Linked DNA regions of Homo sapiens: region 2 is linked to region 1. The links are chromatin contacts, found by Hi-C in ENCODE. All regions are on one chromosome and are shown on one strand. Each heading gives the region's core, a stretch centred on a gene start or an enhancer-like site at or near the end of the contact. The rest is flanking DNA. Distances are from core to core; before and after follow the strand shown.

Region 1 (3,564 bases), core at 38-2,537:
GCTTACATGAGAAAGTTTGGGAAGCAGCACTTTGGTACATAGGTTGTCACATACGAATTAGATAAATCATAAATCTGAAATGGGGTGTGTGACATTCCTGCTTGTAATATATTTTTCTCATGTTTATAATCGATAAATAAACAATACAAAACTTATAAATAATGATAAAGCACTCCAGACTCCTGAGTTCTGCTGCTGGTTAACAGTCAATTAAACTTCCTCAGTCCTGATTTCCTCATTGGGAGAAAAAAAGAGTTGGAATAGGTGAGCATATAGTTTCTGATTTCAGCAAATAGATTTTGTGTTGGTTGGAAGCTGAAGAAAATCAACCACCTGTGGTATAAATCCTTCGGCAGGAGACATCATGAATAAGCGATTTCAGTCTCCTGACAGCCACGGCTCAGAGTCAGCTGTTAGCTGATCTCCTGCCGCTGATATTGTGGCCTCGAAATTATCACTAGAACCAGCTTGTGCTTTGTGGCTCTGGTGGGCAGCCTAGGGGAGGAAGTGGGGGACCAGATGCTGGCAACAGGTCTTCCAGGCCCTGCATTTTCCCCATTGTCATGTTAGTCTTTGAGCTGACAACCAGAACAATGGCTTCTTAACCTACCCCAAATAATTTTGATAACCTTCTATTCTCATCCTTTTTTTTCCTTTTTCTTTCCCATCTTGTCTTTGAAAGTATCAGACCTCTGAGGAAAGGCTATTGACATTTGATCTGATTATCGTTGCTAGAGCCACAAAGAGAAATTTTATTTCTAACGTTGTTTTTTTCTTTTCCCCAAGAAGAGGCTTTCTCTTTGTATGTTTGGAAGAGGACAACATATTTGGAATCTTGAGATCTCAGATCTCTGTAATGAGCAGTTTGCCTAAGAAATCATGAATCCAGATTAATCACTTTTATTCCAGCAAAAATGCAACTCTCTTATTGCATTGTGTAATCTTATTATTATGCTCACTTCGGAGGAATAGGGAAGTCCTTACCTTGTTTCGTCTTGCAATACTAGAATTTCCTTGAAAGCAAAGTGAACCTGGAGTGATAGATTCACTTTCATGTTTCAGCCTGATTTTTTCCCACTGTATGCCCACGCGTGTGTGTATGAGTGTGTGTGTGTGCGTGCAGGCACACACACGCACACTCACATTTTCCTTTCTGCCTCCCCTTTCGAGCTCTTCCTGCCTTCTCTATCATGCGCAGGCCCCTGGCAGCTCGTGGTTGGCAAGAGCACGAACCCGTGGTCAGATGCAACGTCCTGCCTCATGCATTTTCCTCTTGGTGCTTTGGTCAGAACTTCCCCAAGTGGAGTGAAACTCAGGAGCTGAGAAACCGAGTCACTGTGAAAAGATGGGAAATTATCTCCTGCGAAAACTCAGGTGAGTCTTGACTCTTGGTGCCGCCTTTCTTGGGAGAAAGAGAACAGAGATAAGGAGGCTGGACATAACGCATTTGTAATGGTGAGGTACATTGTGCTTCTAGAAGGTTAAGCCTGAAGACAGCATCCTCTAGGAGCACACAGTGACGCCCAGTTGGCTCCTTCTCTTGCCTTACTCTGGAACAATGATAGGTTGCCAGATGTAGAAAACAAAAATACTGGATGCTAAGTCACATTCAAATTCCAGAAAAACATTTTTTTTTTTAGTATGAATGTGCCTCATATAATATTTTGGGCATTATAACATGGGTTGTACTTTACTAAAAAGTTATTCATTGTTTATCTGAAATTCAAATTTAGCAGTGCATCTTGTATTTCATCTGGCAACCCTACACAATTGTCACTTGAATTTTCCTGCTTCTCTTTTTCTTCATGTGGGTGTAGAGCTTAACTTTCCATCCATCAGCTTCGTGGGTTGGTATGAGAATGAACAGTTAGGTCCTTGCAAATTATGGATGCGGGATATGCATTTGAATGCCTTTGACTTTAGTCACACCTTTTTTGGTAATGTTTAGCCTTACACTCTTCCAATACTTCATAATTTATAGAATGTGTACAGATAACAGGCATTATTGTTCTTACATCTTGCTTAATCTTAAATGATGGGCTCTACAGCATCCCACTCCTCTGTCCGCTCTCCCAGTCCCCTTCCAGACAATCTTGCATATGACGTGACTACATTGATAGACCCAAGGCAAAACTCTCATCATATCGCTCCTGTGCTCCAGTGGGTACCATGTAGAAATATGACTGGACAAAAAGGGTATGACCTAACGCTAATAGACGGAGTGGAAAATCCCAGCAAGTCTTGTTCTGTCTGTTTAGATTCTTCTTGACCTCTCTGTGCAGCGTTCCTTACTTACGGGTATGGGGCAGAGGACTCTCTGGAATGGGGGCTTATGACCTACAGTCAAACAAAGTAGGTCAGAGAAGCTGTCTTTATGAGGCAGCAGATTGGCTTCCCCACACCTGATGGTTCATACCGTCTCCTTTCACCAGGTTAAATAGTTCAGCTGTCCCTTGATGTCTTCATTTAGTCTTTCAGTAAATTGCTATTTGTTAAAGAGCTTAAGGGTGGCTGGGCACGGTGGCTCATGTCTGTAATCCCAGCACTTTGGGAGGCCGAGGCGGGTGGATCACGAGGTCAGGAGATCGAGACCATTCTGGCTAACACGGTGAAACTCCGTCTCTACTAAAAATACAAACAATTAGCCGGGCGTGGTGGTGGGCACCTGTAATCCCAGCTACTCGGCAGGCTGGGGCAGGAGAATGGCGTGAACCCGGGAGGCGGAGCTTGCAGTGAGCCGAGATCCCGCCACTGCACTCCAGCCTGGGCGACAGAGCAAGACTCTGTCTCAAATAAACAAACAAACAAAAAAAAATGCTTAAGGGTTCATGGATGGAGAAGGGCCATCAAAGTTCAGGATGAGCATGAGTCTGGGCAGTAGATGGAGGACAAATGACACAATTGTGCTGAGAGGTAAATTCAATTATTTACCCTAAAGAAAAAATGTTTCCCTTCTTTTAAAGTTAAGCAATATTTATGGAAAGCCTAGGTAAGACAATGGTCTTGGTCGCAAGAAAAAATTAAACATGGAAGGAAAATGGATATGGAAGCAAATTTTAAAAATGGATAGGCCCCTTCAGAGAACATCGTACTTAATCACTCTGACTCAGCTTTAAAAAAATAGACATTACGTGGCTCAGATAATTAAAATTGAGAGAGAATTAAAACTTGTCAAGGTTGCCTTTGCTATAAAATTATGAATCTTACATGTAATTTATGATGTCAAGTCATCCGTCATTTCCATTACACCACAATGGCTTCTTTTTAAGATAAGGCAGGTGCTAATGTGTTCTAGGCAGAAGCACAAACAGCGCACTGTAGAAATAAAAGGAAGGAAGGAAGGGAATTCTGGTTTGGGATAGCAGGAAGGAAGGACATGCTTGAGGAATTGCCATTTGGATTGTGCTGTAAATGTTAGGCAGACTTACAAAGCAGGAAAAGATGGTCCAAGCTGAAGGGACAACCTGTGAAAATGTATGAGTTTCAAGTGTATGGTATTACTGTCAATAATTGGAGCATATTGTTCAGAGATGACTCCAGTAGCAGAAGAAGTTGAGAATGAAG
Region 2 (3,391 bases), core at 609-3,108, 68 kb after region 1:
ATCTCTGGAGCCCGGGGCTTCTGAGGCTGACCTGGCAGTAGAGCAAGCTTGGGGACTGTGTTTGCAAGGCAGCCTGGAGCCTGGTGATGCAGGGGCTAGCATGGTGCTGGGTTTTACTGGGGTAAGCCTGGTGTTGGGGTCTGAGGCAAAGCTTGGTGCTCACTTTCCTTTGCCCACACAGAGGTTATCTCTCTCCATACATTACTGCTTGGCATTGGGAATGAGGCGATGTGGGTAAGATGACACTGTCCTTCCTATCCTCTTCATTGCATGTTTTAAAATTTCTGTGCTGCAATATCTCATCTGGTTTTCTTAGTTCTTGTGAAGGTCCTTTTGGGCATGAATAATTGTTTGAACTGATGTTTCTGTGAGCAGATGAGAGTTGGAAAGTCCTATTCCACCATCCTGCCAGTGCCATTTGTAGAAATAATTTCTTCAACAACAAAAGAAAAAACCAAAACAAAAAAATTTTAAAAGTGGAGAATTCTGTAATCTCAGAACTTTGGGAGTTCGAGGTGGGGCGGATCACCTGAGGTCGGGAGTTTGAGACAAGCCTGATCAACATGGAGAAACCCCATCTCTACTAAAAATACAAAATTAGCCTGGCGTGGTGGCGGGCACCTGTAGTCCCAGCTACTCGGGAAGCTGAGGCAGGAGAATGGCGTGAACCCGGGAGGAGCTTGCAAGTGAGTGGAGATCATGCCACTGCACTCCAGCCTGGGCGACAGAGAGAGACTCCGTCTCAAAAAAAAAAAAAAAAAAGGTGGAGAATTAATAGAAAAACAACATTGAAATTAGTAAGTTCTATTTGTCAAAACACTATAAAGAGAAATATAAAACTACAAACTTGAAAAATATCTACAACTAATTTCATCAATAAAGACTTAGTATCCATAATGAAAAATAATTCCTGCATACTAATAAAAATAAACTCAATTTTAAATGAGGAAATATTTGAATAGCATTCCACAAAAGAAGCAATCCAGTGACCACTCAATCCATGTAGGCGTGAGGAATGACATGAAATGAGACAGAGGATTGGAGCATTCAAGCATATGGGCCAAGTCAAGAAATTTTACCTTTAATACCAAAGAAATGCAGAGAAAGGTCTTAAGACAAGGGTGACAGGTTAGTTTTGTTTTTTTGTTGTTGTTATTTCATTTTGTTTTTTTTTTGAGACAGGATCTTGCTCTGTTGTTGAGAGTGGAGTGCAGTGGTGTGACTATGGCTCACCTCCATCTCCCTGGCTCAATAGATCCTCCCACCTCAGCCTCCCGAGTAGCTGGGACTACAGGTACATGCCCCTGTGCCCAGTGAGATGGTCTTAAACTCCTGGGCTCAAGCTATCTGTCTGCCTCAGCCCCACAAAGTGCTAGGATTACAAGCATGAGCCAGGATGCCCAGCTGGATTAGCTTTGTGTTTAAAATTTGCCATTCATATACAAAATTGACTTGGGATAGAAAGGGCTATGAAAAGGCACAAATATACCTATTTGGGAAGAATATTAGGATAAAAATATTAAGAATGAAAATCTAGTTCCAGAATCTCTGGTTGGGTTTATACCTATTGTCCAAGCATAAGTATCGATCGTTTCTTCTTTCACTCTCAGCACAAGCGCTCTATCTAATCGAGCCTCTGGGCGTGTGGAAGGTTATATTATGCAATTAATTCGCATTCTTTTATCCCACATCACAGAAAAGAATATTTCTCCTTGTTGCTAGTCACTGAATTAATCAAAGCTCTGCTTTTCTTTTTGCTCGCCAAGGACATATTTACAAGAAATCTTGTCTCCAGAGACCTCCGAATTATAAAGAGTTTCTCTCATTAGGATCTCACTTATTAATCACCATTTCATTACAAATATTGAATCACAGCTAAATGGAAACCAGATGTGGCACTCATCAAGTTTATATTTTTGAATCAGGGAGAAGATAAAGACATTTGCAGTTGCAACTTGGAGGCTACAGCCACATTGTTAGATTAGGGCATTTTTCAATTTTATCTGATATGTTCAGGTAAACCAAGGCTCCTTCTCAAAGAAACAGAAGTTTGAAATTTTGAATGACTGGAGTTGCTCAATGGCCCAGTTCAACAAAAATCAGCTCATAGCATGCAGTAAGTTCAATACCATAAGTGGAAAATAAAACCATAAATAATGTTATATTATTTTTCAATTAATAGATTGCACTGATATATTTCCATACCATCTTCTTATCTGATTTATAGATTAAGCACAACACATTTTAGAATACACAGTTATTTCTTTTTTTGGGGTGATAGCAGTTCTGGATCTGGGCATGAGCAATGCACATCCATGAAAGCAGGTAAAAGAAAAGAGGGAGTAGTATAATACGAGTTTTGATGTGTGGTGAATTGGATGAGTCTATATTTCCTTTCAGTGGTGAAAGGTGTGTGTGTGTGTGTGCGTGTGTGTGTGTGTGTAGTCTCGATGTATGGTGGGATTGGATGAGTCTATATTTCTTTTCAGTGGTGAAAGTTCTGTATGTGTGTGTGTTCAATGAAAAGGATGTGCACATTTAAACATGTTTGCATTGACTGAATTTTAAAAAATTCATAATAAAAGAGTCAATTCCAATGCCTGTCAATGCATAATAGTTCTCACTTTAGAGTCCTTGATATTTCTCTTCCTGATTAGTGTCACCACATCATTCCTTTAAACATTTTGATAAAAGAGATATCAATTAATGGTGCCCTGGTAAACTGTAATCAGAATAGATTCCCAAGATGAAGTTGGTTCTTTTACTTGGTCACAAGAAGCATTTTTCTTTCTATTTGGTTGTACCTGTCCCTTTAACAACCAGCTATTTAGGCGATCAATGTCAGAAAACTAGAACAAATAGAAACACATTTTCCAGTAGAGAGACATTCAGTTGACTCCATTTTGGTTTTCTTTCTCGGTTTAACTTTTGATTTACCCAAGAAAGACCAGGAAATCAGTGATTGCCTAGAGTGAAAACTGCCAGAAGAAGAGATTATATACAAAGAAGGATAAGGAATATTTTGGATATGATGAAAATAGTCTGCCCTGGTTGTGGTGGTGGTTTCATAGGCATATACAACTGCGAAAACTCCTAGAATTGCATACTTTAAATTGATACAGTTTACCCTACATAAATTCCAGCTACATTATTTGATATGGGTGAAAATCCATTTCAGAGTTTGGCTTAAACACTATAGAAGTCTGGGAATGAGGACTCCCATTTTACTGGACTAGACCAATCCAAAGCAAAATTAAAAAAAAATAAAGTGAGTCGCAGATGCTAGGAAAGATCATTGTAGAAATTGCTCAATATTTTTAGGTGTCTTGAATACATAATTGATATTCTTTTTCTTTGAATCTCAACATTGAAGACAGATTCTGAAGACCAG

Evidence for each region. Hi-C counts contacts between places; a loop is a spot of excess contacts on that map. Pooled maps may share reads with other maps.
Region 2: a pooled map shows a loop between it and region 1 (2.0-fold over the local background). The contact joins the promoter of OR14L1 here to the promoter of GCSAML in region 1. A Hi-C loop is called at or near these places in 1 of 50 pooled maps.

The regions. Positions count from the first base shown.
Region 1 is chr1:247,547,847-247,551,410 of GRCh38, forward strand. It overlaps GCSAML (germinal center associated signaling and motility like), which reads left to right and starts at 1,288. Exons shown (of 5, transcript NM_145278.5): 1 at 1,288-1,374. The coding sequence starts at 1,346.
Region 2 is chr1:247,615,285-247,618,675 of GRCh38, forward strand. It overlaps OR14L1 (olfactory receptor family 14 subfamily L member 1), which reads left to right and starts at 1,859. Exons shown (of 2, transcript NM_001396106.1): 1 at 1,859-2,116. The coding sequence starts at 2,080. All of the region lies in intron 2 of LOC102724446 (a long non-coding RNA gene), which reads right to left. RefSeq lists an enhancer at 1-238.